Linked DNA regions of Mus musculus: region 2 is linked to region 1. Evidence: chromatin loops called from intact Hi-C (ENCODE). Cell type or tissue: left cerebral cortex. All regions are shown on one strand.

Region 1 (5,000 bases):
AGGTACATATTGGGTTTGTTTTATTTCTGCCAGCATCTTAAGCATCAAAGCAGTTGGGCAAAAACAAAGTAAAACAAAAACAAAACAACAACAACAACACACACACACACACTAAATAAATAAAAAGCAGAAGACACTGCCAGAATTCCCATCAGAATATCCATTTCATCCTAAGCATTGGTTTTGCTGTAATGTCAGAAGTCAGTAGTATTAGTATCTGGTCTCAGCCTGTTTGGACCACCCTGGACATCCACCTTAATCTGCAGACAGTGAGCAAGAGAGCTAGTTTTACACCATGCATCTCATTCCCACATTATACATCTGTTCTCAGAGATGACATGAGGATGTTGGTCTTGTCTTCCTCGTCCCTGTAGCAGGGTGGCAGGTGCTGCTGCTCCTGTGGTTGGTAAGGCTAATTGCCTTGCTCTGGATCTGGGGGGTGGGGGGCACATTGGCTCTATTCCACATTGGCTTTGTTTGAGAGTGCATTAAAGATTTTCAGTTATCCTGAAGACTTTTCAGCAGGACTGGGTACAGCCTACAGGGATATACAGGTCATCAGAAGAGGCAAACATGATACCTAATATCCTCTTCAGCATGTCTGTCAGCCAAAATCCGGGGCAGAGGTGCATTTCCCAGGGTTTATGAATCTACTAACTTTGTCAAAAAGAGAATGGTCAGGCCAGCTAATTCTGCTGTTGATAGAAATTATAGTCATCTAATATTTTACAACTTCCATGAAAATCAGCTTAATGTGTGAAGGCTCCTTGCTCTTTTCAGTAGGTTTTTAAATGCTATAGCAATTACTTTGGCTGCAGTAAAAACTTGAAACTATTCAGAGTATACGTAGTTTCCTTTCACTATCCCGAGTGGCATACATAGTTATTACGATTTAAAGAGTTTTGGCCGTCAGAACATAAAATTCTAAGAGCTTGAGTGAAGAAGTGGGGATGAAGGGACAAAGGAAGAAAGGCGAAGGGAAGAGGAAAGGATTTTTGAAAATGGCTTTTAGCTGTTTAATGACATTTTATAGTCTACTGTCGATCTGAAAGCCCCTTCAGAGGGCTCTGTGGGTCGCTCCATCAATCCCCACTTTTCCCATCAGAGTTGATAAAGACGAATGGCAACAGACATGAAATATGGGAGAAGAGATGCTAAAGATGCGAACAGTTGATTGCTGAAATCCTGCCAGGTAGTTTTCATATCCCAGAGTCCCAACACCTGTGGGGATGCTTGGACTGTGCACATGGCCTCATTGTGGACCAAGCAAATGAATGAAATGTAACTTCTTGCTTTGTAATCCAAGGGTGGCGTGTGTGTGTGTGTGTGTGTGTGTAGCCTAGGGTGGAGTGTGACAAAGTACTACTGAAGATAGAAAGAAACAAGGCTTTTGGACCAGGACAAATGTTAGCTTTACTTTCGTTCCCATTAATCCTGGGTTTGTTTGCTTTGATGGCACTGCCATTTAAGTATCACAGAGAGTAATTGAGAGCATAAATATTCATTATTAAAAAGTCTGAAAAGTGCACAGGTGGGTGGAGAAGAGGACTTTCATAGCCTCTTTGAGAGCCTCCTCCCTCACGTATTCCCTGCCCAGTGAATCTCATTAGTTGGTGTATAAGAGAGGAATTGTAATTCTGTCATGGTTGAATGTATTCTATTTCCTTCTGGTATTTAGAGACCCTCCCCCACCACAATTCCATAATTATGCCTTTGTGACAAGAAAGGTATAGGGATTCTCTGGGGCTTGGGAGTATCTTTGCTCGATCCTAAAAGTGTCTTTCTATTCCCTCTGTGCAGTGGTTTCTTCTTATCCTGCCTAGGATGGAAAGGTACAAAATGGGCTTCTAATTTCATGGTTGAAGTGACAAGAGATAATATCGGTGCAGTTCCTGGCAAACATTTTTTTTCTAATACAAATCTAGAATTTGTCTGTGTGGCCACAGCATGGTCAGGAAGATAAGCAGGTGTATGTGTGCATGTGTAGCTTCAATTTGTGTGTTCTTTTCTGAAGCAGCCTAAGATTTTGGCAGAATGATGTTCTCTATTTGCTGGGTGCAAGTACAGGTGGTTCTTCTGAGCATTTTGTAGCATCCCTTGAGATGTGATCATGGTAAGTGCAGAGTATTGGTCCCAGATGAAAAACAGGGTGTCAGTCCCCCTTAATTTCAGTTATTTCCAAATGTTAGCTCCTGCACAGCCTCTGCACATTGTTCTCCGGTGCTCACAGCAGAGCGATCTACAAGTAGCCAAGAAAGGAGAGGGTTAAGGAAAAGAAATGGGGTCCAACATGAACATCTTTTCCCCTTTTCAGCTTTTTAGAAGATAAATGTTTCAGATTTCAATCTGTGGTTCCCAGCAGTTCTTTGGGAACACTGCAGTCGGCCCACAAAAATCGCTACTGCTGAGCCAACCATAGATAATGCGTCTCAGCAGGGATGACATAATGTGCTAAAAGAAGACTATGATGTAATGCCCATCTCGGAGATCAGAGCCAATTTCCGTTACAAAGCCTTGGAGTCTAGCAGGAGGTAATGAGCTAGCATAAATTGTGTAGCACGGATAAATTCTAGGTCTCATGTGCCTATCTGCATTTTTTAAAGGCAAAAGAAGAAAATAAAATAGAATTCCTAGATCAGAAGTATGTTTTCAGCAAGAGTCTTTGCCCACTCTCAATCCAGACAGCACACTGCTCAAGGCTGGCCCATCACCTTGGCCCACATGGGAATTCAGTGTCTGGGTCTATAACCTGCAGTAAGGTGGTGATGTCATCCCTAATGTTCAGTTTGTGTCTGCAGAGACCGTTTGGGAAGAGGGCGTGGCGTTTGAAGGAGATTGTGCCTTTCCTGGAATGTTGGAGTAACTAGGTTGGAAATGCCCCAAAGGGACTAGAGGTGAGGAACACGGAGAAAAGGCAGGATCACCTTGAAAAGCTCATTAGGGCAACCTTACTCTGCTGGTGGAAGTCTGTGCACCAGGGCCAGGGCTCCCAGATAGGCAGTCTCCTGCTGCCTCCCTTGATTAATTATGCATTCTGACCTCCTAGGGTGCAGCCTGCCTGGCAACAGGCACCCGGAGTCCACCTCTTGGTTGTCTTTCAATAGAAACCTTGAGGACGGCCATAATTCATCTAATCGATGAAAGTCTCTGAGACGCGCAGTGGGGCGCGCCGTGCTCGCTCTCATGCCGCCTGCACATCTCTCCTGCTCTTCTTTTCCTTCATTTAATTTTTAATTGCTCGGAGTGTTTACAGGAGGAGCCCATTTCCGTTTGTTTGTTTGTTTGTTTTCTTTCATGATTTCTGTGCTAATCTTCACCTGGGCTTAATACCAGCTGCTCCCTCTGCGTCAGCCGTTCTCAACCTTCCTAATGCCTCGATGCTTTAATACTGTTCTTCACGTTCCACAGATGCCGTGACCATAACGCCACTTTCATTGCTGCTCCATTACTGTACCTTTGCTACTGTTATCCATGTGGTCTTAGGTGACCCTTGTGAAAACGTTGAGAACCATTGAATGAAAAGGGAGTGGTTTGGTTCACTGTTTGATGCAGCTCAGGATCAGAGCTTACAATTCTGGGTTGTGACAGTGTTGGCAGTTGACCCGGGCTTGGTCAAGGGAACGCTGTACCTTTAAGCAGGAAATAAACATTGGGCACAGATGAAAACGTTCTGGTGTAAGAAAATGAGGAAAATGAAACAGAAACATGACGTGTTGGCCATGTTGAAGAACTGCTCTTGGGAACACGTAAGCTGCAGTGGATATTGCTTTTTAGACTTTTCTGTGAAGTTCCAGCAAGTATTTTTATTTTTTCTTGCTAAAAGGATAGTTATCCTCACATCCACCGGAGGTCAATTTCAGATTTCCCTCGTTATTCAAATACTATCCATGGTAATAGCTTTTTATCGAGATTTTTCTAGTGGACAGTCACTCTAAAATATTTTCATGGAACATCTCCTTTAATCCTTACCAGAAACGTCTGAGGCAGTTGGTCATCTCCATTTTAGAGCAGAGCTTGTGGGTTTGAGTCACTAGCTAGGATTCCAGAGCTAAGAAGCTGACCATTGGGCACCACTTCCCTCCCTTACATCTCTGAACCCACCAGATTGGGGTGGAGAAGGTCTCTGTGTTTAAGGACAATGGGTTCTTTGTGTTAGCCTAAAACAAAGGCTTTGCATTTGTATCACTGGCCCCAGAGCTTGCAGTACAGCTGGTGCTCAGTAAGTGCTGGCTGCCTCTTATATTGAAAGGGAGAGAAAGGAAGAGGGAAGCACTCATCATGAGTGGGAGCCCAGCTGCTTCGAGTTTATCAGGAAAGACCACTTGAGAAAGACGGTGGGCAACATTGTCTATTAGGAGCTAGGGAGGGGACTGTTAACTCTTTGTCCTCATATTATGATTGGTATTGAATCCAGGGCCCAGGACCCTTAAGCGTGTGGCCTGCTGCTGAGCTATACCCTGAGCCCCTGGCCCACATTCTTTAGTATCTGTCCAGATAATGAAGGTGTCTTTAGAGACCAAGTATCAGAAGGCTGCTAGGTGCAGCTGGGATGGTTTATTAATCTGGAACCCTTCATAGATAGGCGTTCCTAGATTCAATAATGCCATTTCCTAAAAAATCTCTAATGTAAAAAGGAAGGAGAGCAGGGGCATCCGTAGACACCTAGGGAAGCCATGTTGGATAGTTTGTTTGGACAGTTTTTCCTTTACAGTCAGCAGCCTGGCGCATTATATTTACACATCAGCAAGGATCATGCTGCTTGTTTTATTTATTTATTTTTTTAAAGTCTGAAATGTCTGTGATGTCTGGTGTCGCTGCTTATTATGAGTCTTCTCTATTTTGAAAACACACAGAAGAGATAATGAAATTAAAGAATTTTACCGGATGTAGTGGCTCGTGCTGATAAGCCTTGCACTTGAGAGGCAGAGACAGGAGGAGTTGAGTGTGTCTGAGGTCATCCTGAGCTAAGAGACCAAGTCCCTAATCAACTGAGGGTACAT
Region 2 (5,000 bases), 220 kb after region 1:
AATTATACAAAGAAACCAAACAGCAAACAGCAAATCCCCAAACAACCCAACCCAACCCATTGAGAGGCTAATGAATGCGTAGACAGTTTTCAAAGGATGTAATGCATATACACATATAAAAACTGCTTGACACCATTACCTACCATGGAAATGCAAATTAAAGTCACAATAAGATTCCAGCTTACTCTGATTTCAGTGGCTACCATTAAGAAAACAAAAATACAAATGTTGATAGATGTGGGGGCAGGGGATGGAAATTTCTTCAGCCACTATGAAAATCTGTATGTAGGCTCCTCAAGACACACACACAGACACACAGACACACAGACACACACACACACACACACACACACACACACACACACACACACACACACACACTGTGGTTCAGCTGTAACTTCTGAGTATGTACCCAAAGGATTGTAAGACAGCATTCTACAAATACATCAGCACGTCTTTCTTTATGGATGCACTGGTCCTAAGAGCCAAGCTATGGAATCAACCTGGTGTCTACTGATAGGTTAATGGGTACAGAAAATATGCTATGTATACATATATAATAGAGTTTTAGACAGACATAAAAATGAAATTATATTATTTGTTGGGCAATGGATGCAACTGGAGATCATCATGTTAAGAGAAAGAAGTCAGGGCAGAAGGACAAGCATCACATGTTTCCCCTCATTTGAAAGTCATGGGACTCTTTTTACATACATTTAAGCATTTACATATGATATAAAAAATAAGAGATAGGAGCCTAGCTGGAGGGGGTGGGAGGGAAGGAGTCTAAAGAAGGGCATGGGGCTAATTATTAAAGTGCATGCTTATATCTTAAATACATTTTTCAAATGAGATTTAGCACTGTATCCAGTGAAAACATACCAATTAAAATTAGATATCAATAGATACATGAAGTGCCTGGCTTATAGGTATAGTTGATGTAATAAATAAGACCAATTTTCTTTTAATGTGCATCAATGGAAGTTAGTCACAGTTAGTTTTCTGTGCCCCATGGTGTCCCCTAAAGTCCTTTTCCTTCCTAATCTGGATTTTTCTCCCATCAATGTAAGGGTAGTACGAGGTACTCTAGACACAGTACCAGAGAGCAGTGGCCATGTGTGGAAATCCGAGAAACCCACCAAAGCTTGGACTAGTACTCAGCTAGAAATACATAGAGCACACTCAGCTATGCCCAACATGTTATTATAATTGTCTTTATATTCTAGAGCCATCTATCATTATGTCTGAACCTTACATTTCTTGTAGAAGTGCGGACAAATATGGACTCTTTAAGTCATTTCTAGATCCAAACTAAGGGATCCTAGGTTGACAAAGGACAACATTTGTATATCAGGGTACCATTTAACCTGGATAGCTTGCTTTCCCTTATTTATCTTTGCCAACAGCCCTCTGTTTCATCTCATAGTCACTGGGAATGCGTTAATATCAGCTCTAGTCATTGTTAGTGTTGGCATAACAAAGTTCCACAAATGACGTGTCATAAACGATAAACATGGATTCTCAGACATGGAGGTTGGAAATCAGACATTAGATGTTGGCAGCAGGACATGCCCCCTAGGGTACATTTCTCTGGGGCTGCAAACCTTCTTATGGTGGCTAGGAGTCCTAGGTGTTCCTTGACTTGTGGATCCTTTTCCTTCATCTTTGCCTCTGCTCCGGTAGGAGTTCACTGTATGACTCTGTGTCTCTCCTAGTAGAATGACATCAGTCATATCCAGTCAGGCCCCATGCTTATAACATGATATTAAGATGAGTGTACCTATAAAAACACCCATGTAGTAGAAGCTAGGATCTTAACATATCTTCGTTTAAGATGTAACTAAAATCTTTAATATTTATATTGTAGAATTTTGTGAAACTAAGAAATAATTTATGCCAGGTGGTGGTAGCAAGTTCTAGGACAGCCAGGGTTACACAGAGAAACCCTGTCTTGAAAAACAAAACAAAACAAAACAAAAGAAAACAAAACAAAACATGAAAGAAAGAAATTTTAACAAATTAAAAGTTCCCCTTATCTACACAGAGAAACTCTGTCTCAAAAAAAAAAGTTCCTTTTATGTATGTCTCAGTCAGTTGTAATCGCTGTTCCATTTTCCAGATCAGCAGATGCGACTGGGCACGGTAGTGTGCAGCTGAAATTGCAGACATTCGGGTTCCTGGGTGAGCTTAGGAAGTGTCTCAAAAATGGACAGCACTGCAGGTATAAAATCTCATAAGAGGAAAGACTCCCTTCCTGCCCCAGTTATGAGGGAAGCTGGGGTTTTAGGGGAAGGAAGAGCCAGTTAAGGAGTTGCATAGTATCTGAGTGTTTGGATCCTTGGTGTGGCTGCCTGCCTGTGAGGGACTACCAGTGTGCATGTGAAGGGATGTGTTCCTGTGCTGAATGGCTGTTGTATGTTTCTCAGAGAGGCAAGTGAGGGAAGTGGCAAGGTGTTCCCAGCAGTTAGGAGACGGCTGGGGAGAAAGGACCATCACAAGAACAGTCATCTAACTGTACAAGGCTTGGATGTGACTCTCTGGCGAGAGGGAACACAGAATATGGTACAAAATTAGAACCCTAAAAGCCTGTGCCAAGTCTATATCGGCTCGCCTTATGCTTCTCTTCCTCCAGTGTTCAGGATGAATGGCTATAGGCCAAATCCAACTGGAGCTTTTGTTTCCGACTTCGTTTTAATGAGAAACAAACACTAGTATTTTTTAATGTTGTCATATGTAGAAGACTCTATCCCCTCCACCTTCTTTTTTGGTTCTGCTCTAATATAAGAACAACCAAGCAGATTGAGAGCTACCTTGCCAAGAAAGTTGTACTGTGGGGTTGCAAATGCACAGAAGGGAGTTTGAGTCTGAAGACGTAAGGTATCAAGTAGATATCAAAATCGCAGTGTATGGACACATTCTGTGGTGGTCATTTTATTTGCCCTTTGCAATGAATCTCAACGTTCAGGGAAAAATAAAAACAAGCTATTTGGGAAGTTTATACCAGTGAAAGACTCATTATCTCTACCAAGTCTGCTTATTTCCACTTTGTTCTCATAGACTTCTAATAAGCTGTTTAAAGTGCTTGGCTGTAATTGAATGATCCCCAAGAACAAAATAGAATGGAAACTGAGACTAGCTTTTAAACTATTGTTTTGGGGACAAAAATGTAGTGCAAGAATTCCCAAGAACATACTACCCCAGATGGACATGAATAACCTATAGTTCTTCCTATGGAAGACACCAAACTGAGAGCTCCTTCGTGGATAGTGGTAGTGGTAGAGTGCTGTGGGATGCGGCAGTCCACAGATGTTTGCAGCTGCATGGCTTCTGCTACATGGCTGGGTCTCTGTAGATTCCTTTTCGGCCTCAGTAGAACCTTTCAGCTCCCCTGAATCAGAAGAGAGTGGCGGGAGCTGTGCTGCCTCCTAAGCTAGTCATAGAATGCACTGCGGCTGTCGATTTGGCTCCCTTTCTTTACCTAAGGTATTGACTTCTCTTTCTCCCTCCTTCCCATCTTCTCTTTCCTTTCTTCCCACACACTATTTCTCTCCCTCTCTCAGTCTCCTATGTTGGTATCTCTCTCTCTCTCTCTCTCTCTCTCTCTCTCACCTGTGTCTCTTTCTTTCTTCCCCTTTCCCTGGCCCATTGCTGCTTATACTTGGAACCCCATGAGCACACTCTGAGGAAGACCAGGCCTTACATAGATGCCATTGTTGACATTCTAGCTGAGAAGGCTAACAGATCCGCAAATGACAGGAACAGTGGCTTGGATAAGATTGAATTCTTCAGCTGATTCCAGCCCTCAGCCTGCAAGTTTTCCAATGGCACCTTCAGATCCCATGCCCTGTCTTAAATCATTTGTTCTGTGCATATTTGTATTCATGTGGGGGTGGGGTAGGTTTGCACAGATGTGTATGAGTGTATGTGGTGTGACCCTGTGTGGAAGGTGGATGGTGTTTTCAATAACACTGGCTACCATCTTTAAGACAGGGTTTCTCATTAGCTCAGAGCTCATTAGTTAAGGTAGACTGAGTGACTGCCGAGTCCCAGAAATCCTCCTGTCTCTGCCACTCCAGAGCTGGGATTTCCAGCGTGCCACCACACCTGACATTTTTATTTAGGTTCTAGGGATCAAACCCACATGCTTCTGCTTGTAAGGCTATTGTCTCACCAGCTGACCTGGCTAAGCATCCCCCTAAGCCCTGCCCTGTCAGGATTTCTCTCCTGAGGAACTTACTATTATTATTTAATGCCACTAACTTTAGGGGGCTATTTATCAACTTTTTATTTGAGACAGGGTCTCATGTAGCCCAGGTTAGCTTCAAATTTGCTATATACCTGAGTCTGGGCTTGAACCCTTAATTCTCCTCCTTCAGTTTCCCACATGCTGGGATTACAGTTATGAACCACCATGGTTGGCTCTGAAAGCCGTTTCCTATGCAGACATAGCTTATATTTTGGCAGGACTTGAGGATGCCATCAGATCACCTATTCAAAGATGTATGGGGTTCTGTGTCATGTAGATTTCTGTAGTCCTAGTATTCTAGTCCTTTCCAGGAGGTCATAGTTTTCTTGTTTTAATTTTTTTCAGCCATGTACACACCCACAGCTTTCAAGCCTTAATGTATATTCAAATCATGTGATGATGCTGTTAAAATGTAAGGTCTGGTGTGATAGTTCTGGGGTAGATTTGGAGATCTTGTTTTTTTCCATTCCTTCTCCCTCTTTCTTTTTTGATGTGTATGCTTGTTGGGGTGTGTGTGTGTGTGTGTGTGTGTGTGTTTGCGTGTGCGTGTGTGTGTAGACCAGAGTATCATCAGGATTATAAGCATATGCCACCATGCATTTTTCTTCCTCCTCCTCCCCGTCTTCTCTTTCTTTGCCCCTTTGAGACAGTGTCTCCCTGTGTAGCCCTGGCTGTCCTGGAGCTCACTCTGTAGACCAGGCTGGCCTCAAACTCAGAGATCTACCTGCCTCTGCCTCCCAAGTCTCAAACTCAG

Evidence for each region. Peaks named below come from ENCODE experiments on the same cell type or tissue, not always from the same donor. Only the 100,000 strongest peaks of a DNase experiment are listed, where the experiment ranks them.
Region 2: it touches region 1 in a loop (2.2-fold over the local background); 2 of 42 quality-filtered maps call a loop at or near these places.

What each region holds. Positions count from the first base shown.
Region 1 is chr13:101,231,175-101,236,174 of GRCm38, forward strand. All of the region lies in intron 2 of Gm36427 (a long non-coding RNA gene), which reads right to left. It overlaps 5930438M14Rik (RIKEN cDNA 5930438M14 gene), which reads left to right and starts at 953. Exons shown (of 4, transcript NR_046158.1): 1 at 953-1,192. In left cerebral cortex, a CTCF peak has its summit at 2,383; DNase peaks (open chromatin) are centred at 1,810, 2,450, 2,747 and 4,128; H3K4me3 peaks cover 514 bases; H3K27ac peaks cover 3,300 bases.
Region 2 is chr13:101,448,154-101,453,153 of GRCm38, forward strand. No RefSeq gene overlaps it. Among named protein-coding and RNA genes, the nearest start is that of 4922502H24Rik, 53 kb to the left of the region's middle. In left cerebral cortex, no CTCF peak of the experiment used is centred here; DNase peaks (open chromatin) are centred at 2,570 and 3,190; H3K27ac peaks cover 1,874 bases.